Regions from separate parts of the Homo sapiens genome. Here region 1 is linked to region 2. A link is an interaction called in ENCODE POLR2A ChIA-PET data of the cell type or tissue named here. Cell type or tissue: GM12878. All regions are shown on one strand. Each heading gives the region's core, and the rest is flanking DNA. Links, peaks and the distances in the headings are about the cores only.

Region 1 (9,457 bases), core at 3,486-5,985, 58 kb before region 2:
TAGGCTTGGAGGAGAGAGTAGAGCTGAGCCTACTTTAGGAGGCAGCAGCTGCTCCTTCTGGAGCTTCAGTAACCATCCTGTGTGGTCCTCCTCCTCAGCTAGAAGATACCCTGAGCCTTGTGAAGCGGATAGAGAGGACTGGCATTGCTGCCATCGCAGTTCATGGGAGGTGAGTGGTCACCTTTCTAGTGACTGGCAGGGAGGTCCTAACCCATCTTAGTGATCCTTCCTTAATTGATCTGTCACCCCAAGTGACAGCCAATTTCTCTTCTACATATTCAGCCTACCTCTGCCTAGCTCTTTGATATCTTATGAGTCTGGAGGGCAGGCAGACCCTGAATGGGCTTTTGCATTTGCCTTTCTTTCATTCATGGAGTGCCTATTGAGGGTAGGTACTGAGGTTTAGAGACACAGAGAGACTAAGAAAGGAGAAACACCTCTACTATCAGGATGTGTAAATGCTAGAGATTGAGTAATTTGCTCAAAATCATACCATGCAGCCAGTACGTGGTGGAATTCTGACCCTCATGAGAAAAATCTCATTTATTTCCTTCCCTCCCTCCCTCCCTCCCTTCCTTCCTTCCCTCCCTCCCTCCCTTCCTTCCTTCCCTCCCTCCCTCCTTCCTTCCCTCCTTCCTTCCTTCTTTCCTTCCTCCCCTCCCCTCCCCCTCCCTTCTCCCCTCCCTCTCCCATCTCCTCCCCTCTCCCCCCTCCCCTCCCATCTCCTCCCCTCTCCCCTCCCATCTCCTCCCCTCTCCCCTCCCATCTCCTCCCCTCTCCCTTCCCATCTCCTCCCCTCCCCCCTCCCCTCTCCTCTCCCCTCCTCTCCTCTCCTCCTCTTTGTCATTCTGTCACCCAGGCTGGAGTGCAGTAGCGCAGTCTTGGCTCACTGCAATCTCCATCTCCCGGGTTCAAGTGATTCTCCTGCCTCAGCCTCCCGAGTAGCTGAGATTACAGGTGCGCTCCACCATGCCCAGCTAATTTTTATATTTTTAGTAGAGACAGGGTTTCACCACGTTGGCCAGGCTGGTTTCAAACTCCTGATCTCAGGTGATCTGCCCACCTTGGCCTCCCAAAGTACTGGGATTACAGGCATGAGCCACCAGGCCCAGCCTCATTTTCTTTCTATTATATTGAGCAATGACTTCTCCCTTGAATAATCCCAGACAGACTGCTTTGTTTATGTGTTTTTCATTGTTGTTGTTGTTTTTTGAGACAGTCTTGCTCTGTTACCCAGGCTGGAGTGAAGTGGCACAATCATAGCTCACTGCAGCCTCAAACTCCTGGGCTCAAGTAATCCTCCTGCCTCAGCCTCCTGAGTAGCTGAAACTACAGGCACATGCCACCACACCTGGCTAATTTTTTATTTTTTTGTAGTGACGGGATCTCCTTATGTTGCCCAGGCTGGTCTCAAACTCCTGGGCTTAAGTGATCCTCCTGCCTCAGCCCCTCAAAGTGCTGGGATTACAGGCTTGAGCCACCATACCCAACCTATTCTTTTAAAGGCTCTGCCTCTCTTGTCTGCATTTGTTGGACTGCCAGCTGTCACAATGACTAAACAATCCTTCTAGCTGTAGCTAATGTACTCTATGCTGAGAGCTGAGGTTCTGAAGGCCACCCTTGGCTTACCATTCACACTTGTTCCCTGTGTCCAGGATGTGATTTTGTACAGCATCTCAGGTCAGTAGACTTGGGCCAGAGGGACCTCTCTTCTCTGAGTGATGTTCCTTTGGGCTTAGGGGTCTTATAGGAAGAGCCCAAGTTGTTGATTGTGCTCTTACAACATTTTCAGAGAAGGGAACCCAGAACTCCCTTCATACAAAGCAGAGCAAAGCAGAGTTGCTTGGGTTGAAGCCAGGAGGGAGGAGTACACACTTGTACACATATGCGCCTTCCCAAGGCAGCAGGCTTTGGATTCAGACTCCCTGGTTTGAGATCCCGGCTCTGCTGCTTGTTAGCTGTATATCCTTGGGAAATCACTTAACCTTTCTGAGCACAACATTCCTTGTTTAGAAATTAAGATAATTTCTACTTTATAGGGTTGTCCCAGGGCTTTTATGAGATTGTGAATATAAATCCTTGGCACAGTGCCTGGCATGTAGTATTCTTTCTCTCTCTTTTTTTTTTTTTTTTTTTTTTGAGACGGAGTCTTGCTCTGTTGCCCAGGCTGGAGTGCAGTGGCATGATCTCGGCTCACTGCAACCTTCGCCTCCTGGGTTCAAGCAATTCTCCTGCCTCAGCCTCCTGAGTAGCTGGGATTACAGGTGCCTGCCACCATGCCTGGCTTTTTTTTTTTTTTTTTTTGTATTTTTAGTAGAGATGGGGTTTCACCATGTTGGCCAGGCTGGTCTCAAACTCCTAACCTCAAATAATCCACCCACCTTGGCTTCCCAAAGTGCAGGGATTACAGGCGTGAGCCACCATGCCAAGCCAGTATTCTCTTAATAAAGGAAGCTATTATTTTTTACCCGTAGTTGGGAACACTCGGAAGACAGATGTGGGTGAGTTTGAAGAAGCCCTTTGTGACCATCAAAGCTGGTGAGATGGGCTAAAAGTGACCATTGGAGATGTAGGGAGACAGAGGTAGAGGCTAGGTTGACAGGGCCCTCGACCCTTTTGTTGAAGAGTATAGTAGAGGGGCCCGGGCGCGGTGGCTAACGCCTAGAATCCCACCACTTTAGGAGGCCGAGGCGGGTGGATCACATGAGGTCAGGAGTTCAAGACCAGCCTGACCAACATGGTAAAACCCTGTTTCTACTAAAAAAAATACAAAATTAGCTAGGCATGGTAGCTCATGCCTGTAATCCCAGCTACCTGGGAGGCTGAGGTAGAATTGCCTGAACCCAGGAGGTGGAGGTTGCAGTGAGCCGAGATTGCACCATTGCACTCCAGCCTGGGCAACAAGAATGAAACACCATATCAAAAATAAAAGAACAAGAGTATAGCAGAGGGGACATACTCAGACAAGAGCTGGACAAGGGCTATCTGGTCGACCGTCTTGCTTGCTTTGTTGCTGAGCACAGCTCAGGTCAGGCCTCACGTCAGCAGCCCTAAAACTCATGCACAAGAACTTGCAGTTGACTTTGGAAGGAGGGGCCCCAGGTTGTGGTCCTGCCTCCCTTGTGCCGTGGTGTGGCAGCCATGGTCCGTGCCTTTCCTGGGTGCGGGGCCTACCCTGTGTCAGGTGCCTCTCCCTAGGATCAGCTGTGCAACTTGGCTTTGGCATTGGCAGCTGTGTGGGAGTGGCCAGTCTGAGCAGCAGCAGCTGTTCCCAGTCCCTTGGAGAGGGCAGGACTGGGACAGTAGGGGCAGCACTCTTATGGCCCTGTCCCTCATCTCTGGCAGAGGCAAAAGGAAGCTAGGGAAAAGCAACATGACCTTGGGAGCCAGGCCACCCACCATGCCCCCCTGCAGCCAGGCCTCCCCTGCAGGCCTCCAAGAGCTGGACTTGCCGTCTCAGCATGGATCTGTGCTGCCCCTGCCCCTCACAGTTCTCCAGAGGGCAGGGAGAGCCATTTCCTGCCACCTGTCCTTGATTGCCATATGGCCACCTGACCTTCCTGAGGTTCAGTGGGGAGGACAGTAAGGTTTGGCTGAGGTAACCCTGTGTGAGTGGTGTCGTGGCTTTTGGTGCTTAGCCCTCAGCCCCATCTTTCTATCTCCAAGGAAGCGGGAGGAGCGACCTCAGCATCCTGTCAGCTGTGAAGTCATCAAAGCCATTGCTGATACCCTCTCCATTCCTGTCATAGCCAAGTAAGCCTCCTGTCTTCATCATGTACTCTGTGTCCCACAGAGCTAAGGGCTGGGTGGTAGCCAGGCCCAGCCTTCCCTAGAGTGAAAAGTTTTAGGGGTGGCTTGAAAAGGGCAGGGCTTTCCACAAGACCCCAGACCTGTTCCTTCTGCTGCCACCTGAGACCCTCCCCTCTGCATGCCTGTCTCAGGACTGAGGCTGCCGACTGACTCCTGATGAAATGTACAGAGACAGAGCAGGGGGTCCTTGGAGCAGCAGGCTGCAGGGAGGGGAAAGTATGACCTAACTGGGCCTCCTTCCTTCCTCTTGTCATCACTAGGGTGTCTGTTCCTCTCGCCAGGGTTTTGACTTAGCCCTCAGTGAACATATAAGTGGCCCATTCAGCTTGGGGGTTTTCCTGTAGCCCCAGTAGCCCAGTTATGGACCCATGTCTCCAGATGTGGGCTGGCTGTAGCCACTGTTTTAGATTAGGGGCAAGGAAAGTAAATTTCCTGGATTACCTATTAAGTGCCAGGCACTCTACATGTATTATCTCAGTTAGTGCTCCTAACTTCATAATGGGATATGGATTCTAATATCCACTTTACTGAAGCTCTGATAGCTGAAGGGACTTGGCCAAATTCACATTGTTAATCAGTGGCAGATCTGAGAGCTGACTTTTTCTGAAAATGCTGATAGGTTCCGTGATGGGGACACCCCTAACCCTCTGGTTGCTTTTTAGCGGAGGATCTCATGACCACATCCAACAGTATTCGGACATAGAGGACTTTCGACAAGCCACGGCAGCCTCTTCCGTGATGGTGGCCCGAGCAGCCATGTGGAACCCATCTATCTTCCTCAAGGAGGGTCTGCGGCCCCTGGAGGAGGTCATGCAGAAATACATCAGATACGTACGTCTCTGTACTTTTTCAAAACAAGCATTTCTCACTGTCTACCACACTCCTGCAGAGAGCACTTTGTGTGAGCCCCCAGCTGCCAGCTGTGCTTGCTGTTCCTCTCCTTTTCTTTTTAGCTCATGTAGTGTAGCTGCACTAGCTCACTGCTTTATTCGGTCTCCCCAGCTGCAATGCTAAGAGAGGATGCTGGGGGGCATACCCCTACCATCTCCTAAAGCTTCCAGAGGTTTGCAGGTCATAGCAAGAACCTTCTAGATCCAGGATGCTGTTGGAACCCCGAACACATGATATATATCTTTCTTTTTCTCACACGCTGCACATACAGAGGCATATGCACGTGGACTGTGGGTTCTGCATCATCAAAGGCATATGTGCCTATAGGTTGGCTCAGGAGCAGCCACAGCCAAGAGGAGCAATTGAGAAATTTCTCACCTGATTTGACTCATCAGTCGAAATAATTTCTAAAACTTTTCTCTTGCTAATTCCAGAATGCTTTAAGCATAACCCTCTACTTAGGGAATAGCTTTTTTTTTTTTTTTTTGAGATGGGGTCTTGCTCTGTTGCCCAGGTGTGAGCATAGTGGCATAATCATGACTCACTGCAGTCTTGACCTCCTGGGCTCAAGTGATCCTCCTGCTTCAGCCTCCCAAGTAGTTGGGACTACAGGCATGTGCCACAACACTCAGCTAATTTTTTATTTTTTTAATAGAGATGAGGTCTCCCTATGTTGCCCAGGCTGGGAATGGCCTTTTCTAAACCAGTTTCTTCTCATTGAGAGGTTGATGGTAGTGCCAAGGGCATATCCCTATAAAAGAAAATGAAGAGTTCACTTGCCTTATCTCTTTGGCACAACCCTGGAACTCTGTGGGACTCTGATCAGCTGCACATGTCTGCAGGGAGAGACAGTGAGTGGTCCTCAAATTCTTCAGTGAATTGGGTCTGAACAGAGGGTGCAGTCTTTGCCCAGAGCAGAGTTCCACCCTCCTCTTCAGTCCTAGGGTTCATACCTGCCTAGGAGTGCCTGTGGCTGCCATGGTATGTGAGTGTTTCCATGGCTGTGCAAGCTAGGATGGTAAGATGCCCTGAGGTCTGCGTCCAGAGCTGGGCAGCCTTTGTCCTATTTCCTGTTCAATGCTGCAGCCCTCACTCCCTGGTTCTGGTGTCCTGCTGGGCAAGTTGGTGACCACCAGCTCTCCAATGGTCTGGGATAGCTCCATGGCAAGGGAGGGCTTGCCCCAGCCCAGGTCAGCTATCCAGCTTTTTGGCCAGCTGGCAAGTCTGGCCAAGAAGACGTGCTGAACAGTGCTGAGCTTGCTCACTGGGTGAAAGGTGATATTATCATTCCTGCTGAGCCATCTCTTGGCAGCTCCTCAAGAGGGTGTGCTATCACAGAGAAAGGGAGCGGCTTTCAAGCATAGGCAGGGCTGCTTCTGGTCCAGCCAGGTGCCTTCTTCCCAGACAAGCTGAGTCAAGGACTTGCCACCAGCCGGGGCGCCCCGACTTACTTCCCACTTTGTCCTGAGCGTGCCGTGGCACTTTCCCAGCCACTGAAGTCATAGGCCCACGTGGAGTTACTAGAGCAGCATAGGGGGTGGGGGATGGGAGGGTGTCCTGGAGGGCTGGGGAAGGCCACCTTCACCCAATACTGCTCTCCTGCCCTACCTCTAGCCAGCCGACTTCCACTGGGTGTCCCAGGCAGTCAGTCATCTTGCCTCCCTGAGCCTTCATTTCACGGTCTGTGGAGTGATGGTGACAGTTGCACCTCACACTTGTATAGATAAATGTAGTCATGAGTAACCCATGTGAACTAAATGATGCTGTGTTTTACCCACGTAGGGGGAAGTTAGAGGCTATTCAAGATGTGGGAAGGGAAGGTGCCCATTCTGGTTAGAAGGAATAGAAGAATCTCACCCCTTTCCTGGCACTGGACCTGCCATGCCAGAATTTGGTGTGTTTCCCCTCCCTTCCCTGGAAGATACTTGGCAGTAGGTCCTCTGTGGTGGCTGAAGCAGGAAGGGGCTCCCGCACTTCGAGACCTCAGTCAGGCTGTCCAGGAGAATGTGTTTCTGACCGTGGTCCTTGGCTGTGACCCTCAAGCTTTGTACCACTAGCTGGAAGAGTAGATGACCAAGGTCGAAGTGGCTTTTTAATTTATTTTTATTTTTATTTTTAATTTTAGATAGGGTCTCAGTCTGTTGCCCAGGCTGGAGTGCAGTGGCATGATCATAGCTCACTACAGCCACAACTCCTGGGTGCAAGCAATCCTCTTGCCTTAGCCTCCCTAGTAGCTATGGCTACAGGTGTGTGCCAACATGCCTGGCTAATTTTCTTTTTCTTTTTTTTTTTTTTTTTGAGACAGAGTTTTGCTGTTGTCGCCCAGGCTGGAGTGCAGTGGCACGATCTTGGCTCACCGCAACCTTCGCCTCCAGGGTTCAAGCGATTCTCTTGCCTCAGCCTCCCGAGTAGCTGGGATTACAGGCACCCGCCACCACGCCCAGCTAATTTTGTATTTTTAGTAGAGACGGGGCTTCACCATGTTGGTCAGGCTGGTCTTGAACTCCTGACCTCAGGTGATCCGCCCGCCTTGGCCTCCCAAGGTGCTGTGATTACAGGCGTGAGCCACCGTGCCCAGCCGATAATTTTCTTTTTTTTAATTTTTGTAGAGTTGAGTCTTACGTTGCCCAGGCTGCTCTTGAACTCCTAGCCTCAAGCAGTCCTCCTGCATTGGCCTCTCAGAGTGCTGGGATTACAGATGTGAGCCACTGCTCCTGGCCAGTGGTGGTTCTTCTTATGGGGGTCACATTGCCTTGGCTACACATACATCTCTGGTGCCTTCTTGGAGCTCCTTTCCCTGCCATCAGAGCATAGCCCAGGCCTTAGAGCCTGCCTGGGCATCAGGCAAGTCATTTCTTTTCTCAGGCGGTGCAGTATGACAACCACTACACCAACACCAAGTACTGCTTGTGCCAGATGCTACGAGAACAGCTGGAGTCGCCCCAGGGAAGGTTGCTCCATGCTGCCCAGTCTTCCCGGGAAATTTGGTAAGAGGCACAATAAGATGTCCATCTGTCCTTGTACGCATTGCCCAAGTTTGACTTTGAGCCCTAAGCTGACTCCACCAGGGGACCAGGGACACAGCTTCTGGATGTAGATGTAGAGGAGTGGAGTGATGGTACAGCTTTGCCTCCCAGGAGGGGATTCTTTGAAAGCTTTGAAACGTCCCATCCCTGGACGGATCAGCAGAGCTCTGGGAACTAGGGTACTAGAAGGATAGAGGAATGCAAAGGAAGGGGATTTTCCATAAATGGGATAGTCACAGGCCAGGCCCCCAGGAACCAGTGGTCAGGAGAATTGGGCTGTAGCATGGAGCCTCTACCTTGAGCCTGCACTCACATCCATCACCCTGCAGTTTGAGAGACCACCTGTTGATTCTCTAGATCAGGTGCAGCTCTAGCTCAGATGGTTGACAGTTGAGGCCCTTCACAAGCTGGCCTAGCCACTGCCCCCACAGCTCCCTGTCTACCTGTCTGCTTCCAGAACTCCACACCTGTGCTTGTAATGGGTCGTCTGCCTGGAAGGCTCTCTCCCTCTCACGTGAGCTATCTGTAGCCTCCCTCTTACATAGATGCCTTTCTGAACCACTTTTGCCATTGGGGATCTATCTTCGTTTGAGTCTTCCAGCCTTCAAGATGTTTCCTAGAAGGGAAAAACCTTTGCCAGAGCCCTCTTCCCACCCTTGGCTTATGGCATTGGTTCAGTCCCTACCCCACATAACTCTGTAGCTCTGGGTGGTGCCTCAGTGTCAGCTGAGACCCATGTATAACTGCCTGTGGCTGGGCGGGAAGTGGGGAACCACTTAGTGGTCAGGCCTCTGTCTCTTCCTCCCATGGGCCCATGTGCTTGATCAGCATTGGTTAACTCAGTCACGGCTGGCTGGGGATACCATCTGTGTGCTTCCCCTCAGGAGAGAGGCTGCAGGTGGTGGGGGTGACCTTTACAACCTTTGCCACCCAGCCCAGCCTCCCTCCAGTGTCCACGCTTGGGTTCACATTCACTTTCCATCTTCCAGTCCACAGTAATCCCAGGGCTGGGCAGGGGGCACATTCTGATGGCCAGGCCCCGGTGGTGTTTTGGTGTATGTGGTAGAGGAGTTTCTCAGTGGTGGGGCCCTGGGGTCCTGCAGTACCCTGGATGCTGGCTCCGCTAAAGTGTTTGCTCTGATCTGCTTCTTCCTCCCTAGTGAGGCCTTTGGCCTTGGTGCCTTCTATGAGGAGACCACACAGGAGCTGGATGCCCAGCAGGCCAGGCTCTCAGCCAAGACTTCAGAGCAGACAGGGGAGCCAGCTGAAGATACCTCTGGTGTCATTAAGATGGCTGTCAAGTTTGACCGGTAGGTCTCCAGCTTGGCCTCAGCTTGGGCTAGGGCCAGCACCCTTGGGGTCCCACTGGGCCAGCACACTGGCTGCTGTATGTGCTTAATGTCAAACGTAGGGACCACAGGTCTTGTTGGTTTGGAAACTCGTTCTAAATTTTCAGCATCCCATAGAAGGTGCTTTCAGGGGAGATAGTCCCTGAAAGGCTGTCCCAAGGATAACTGAACTCTACTTTTTCCCTGATTTACCGCCTCCCACAACTCAGGGCAGGGGGGACTTGTCTCCTGTTCCTGAAAGTCTGTGCTTTTCCAAGGCCCTGAGGAACTGGCTCCTGGCATGAAGCTCCTCAAACAACAGCAGGACCCTAGCCCTCATTTGGCTCTGCAGCCCCTACCCACACCCAGTGCCCCTCACCAGCTCTGTGGTGCTCTCTCAAG
Region 2 (2,500 bases), core at 1-2,500:
ATGGGTTCTTTCATGTTTGAAAATGTGTTTGTTGCCTTTATATACTAAAATATAGAAATGGCTGTAGATGATAATCTCTTAGAACTGTGTAGATATTTTTCTCTCGTCTTAATGGTATTTATTGAATACTGTAGTGGAAAAACTAATTACACTGAAGTGATTTTCAACAAATAAAATCTACAAATTATCATCTCTTTTATGAGCTATGCTTTATGATTATTATCTGATCATGTTTTATAGTTCTTTACGTATAAAGATTTACATTTTAGATGGGTTTTTTTAATGATTTGTTATTAAGAAACGCCAGGAAAACAAAACATAAGAATTTTGTCATTTTGTTTGTAAGAGTCATATTTTTTTGTTAAATGAATTTATTTCATTTTGATAAAGTAAGCAGATTTATTGCTTAGTTTTCTATATCTTTTAGTTTTCATAGCAATCAACAAATTATTTACAAGTGTATAAATGAACAAGTCTTTTGGGAGGGTACATGATTTGTTTCCACAGTTTTCCTTTAATGAAAAAACCGATGCATGTGCTGTGGTCAAAAGAAAAAAACAACGTTAAAAAACATAATTAAAAAAAATAATTTTAAAAGATTAAAAAAACAAAAACAAAAACTGAGCCAGGAACAATGGTGTGTGCTTGTAGTCCCAGCTACTGGGGAGGCTGAGGCTTAAGGATCGCTTGAGGCCAGGAATTCAGGGCTGTGGTGTATGATGATTGTGGCTGTAAATAGCCACTGCACTCTAGCCTGGGCAACATGTCTCTTTAAAAAACAAAAGCAGAACTGGTGCTGTAGCTCATGCCTGTAATCCAGGTGACATGGTGGGCTGGGATGCTAGGTGAGAGGATTGCTTGAGGCCAGGAGTTTGAGACTGGGCAACAAATAAATAAATAAAATTAGCTGGACATTGTGGCACACCCTTGTAGTCCCAGCTACTCCAGAGGCTGAGGCAGTAGGATTGCTGGAGCCGGGAGTTTGAGGCTGCTGTGAGCTACGATTGTGCCACTGCACTCCAGCCTGGGCAACAGAGACCAACCCAGTTTCTACAAAAAATTTGAAAAATAGCCAAGTACAATAAGTAGCATGCGCCTGTAGTCCCAGCTCTTTCAGAAGCTGAAGTGGAAGGATCATTTGAGCCCAGGAATTTGAGGCTGCAGTGAGCTATGATCACACCACTGCACTCCAGCTTGGGTGACAGAGCAAGGCACTTCTCAAAAACAAAGACAAAACAGCTGAGTCTCTCGTTAAGGGGAGACTACAACTTCTGGTACCAGCAGTTTTTATTTTCTTCTTGTAAATGACTTTTTGTTTTCTAACTTACTGATTGAAGAATTATTTCATTATACTTGAAATAGTTGACTTAACCAGAGTATGTCTGAATGTTAACAGTTCTTTATCAGTCTTTCCCAGTACTTTTGATGCTCCCTTTCAATCTGAGATTCTTTCTTGCTTCATGCCAGAAAAATGTATATATTTCCTTTCCCATATATTTTGTTGTTTACTTAAGTGACTCTAATTATTACTCAAATGTTGGCTTATCTTAGGTCTTGTTATGTTGCCCAGGCTGTTCTTGAACCCTTGGCCTCAAATGATCCTCCCACCTTGCCCGCTGCTCCCCGCCTTTTTTTTTTTTTTTTTTTTTTAAGAGCTAGGCTCTTGCTCTGTCACCTAGGCTGGAATTCAGTGGCATGATCATACCTAACTGCAGTCTCAAACTCCTAGGATCAGGGCATTCTCCTGCCTCAGCCTCCCGAGTAGCTGGGACTGCAGATGCATGCCACTGCATCTGGCTAATTTTTTAATGTATTTGTGGAGACAGTCTTGATTTGTTGCCCGGGCTGGTCTCAAAACTCCTGGCTTCAAGTGATCCTCCTGCCTTGGCCTCCCAAAGTACTGGGATTATAGGTGTGAGCTGCCAGGCCTGGCTGATTTCTCTCTTTTCTTGTGGTGGGATAGTATTCAATTGTGTATATATACCACATTTTAGAAATCCATTCATCCACTGACGAACACTTATTTTGGTTCCATATCTTGGCCGTTATGAATAATGCTGAAAGAAACATAGGAGCACAAATATCTTTTTAATCTACTGATTTCATTTCTTTTGGATATATACCCTGTAGTGGAATTGCTGGATCATATGGTAGTTCTGTTTTTAATTTTTTGAGTAACCTCCATACTGTTTTCTGTAATGGCTATACTCACTCACATTTCCATAACAGTGTGCCAGTGTTCCCTTTTCTCCTTATCCCAGCCAGAATTTTCCTTTTTTTGCATTTTGATAAGTAGCCATGCTAACCGGAGTGATATTATATCTCATTGTGGTTTTGATTTGCATTTCCCTGATGATTAGTGATGTTGAGCATTTTTTTATATACCTGTTTGCCATTTGTATGTCTCCTTTTGAGAAATGTCATTTTAGATCCTTTGCCCACTTTTTAGATTATTTGGGGTTTTTTTGGCTGTTGAGTTGTTTGAGTACCTTGTACATTC

The links. Peaks named below come from ENCODE experiments on the same cell type or tissue, not always from the same donor. Only the 100,000 strongest peaks of a DNase experiment are listed, where the experiment ranks them.
Region 1: POLR2A ChIA-PET joins it to region 2 with 5 read pairs; 19 of 35 experiments call an interaction of 5 or more read pairs at or near these places.

The regions. Positions count from the first base shown.
Region 1 is chr16:68,066,468-68,075,924 of GRCh38, forward strand. DUS2 (dihydrouridine synthase 2) reads left to right here. Exons shown (of 17, transcript NM_017803.5): 10 at 99-169; 11 at 3,667-3,753; 12 at 4,473-4,641; 13 at 7,567-7,688; 14 at 8,888-9,037. Among named protein-coding and RNA genes, the nearest start is that of NFATC3, 14 kb to the right of the region's middle. RefSeq lists an enhancer at 8,855-8,964. In GM12878, for the core only: a CTCF peak has its summit at 4,836; a DNase peak (open chromatin) is centred at 4,564; H3K27ac peaks cover 1,135 bases.
Region 2 is chr16:68,128,044-68,130,543 of GRCh38, forward strand. All of the region lies in intron 3 of NFATC3 (nuclear factor of activated T cells 3), which reads left to right. Among named protein-coding and RNA genes, the nearest start is that of NFATC3, 44 kb to the left of the region's middle. In GM12878, for the core only: no CTCF peak of the experiment used is centred there; no DNase peak of the experiment used is centred there.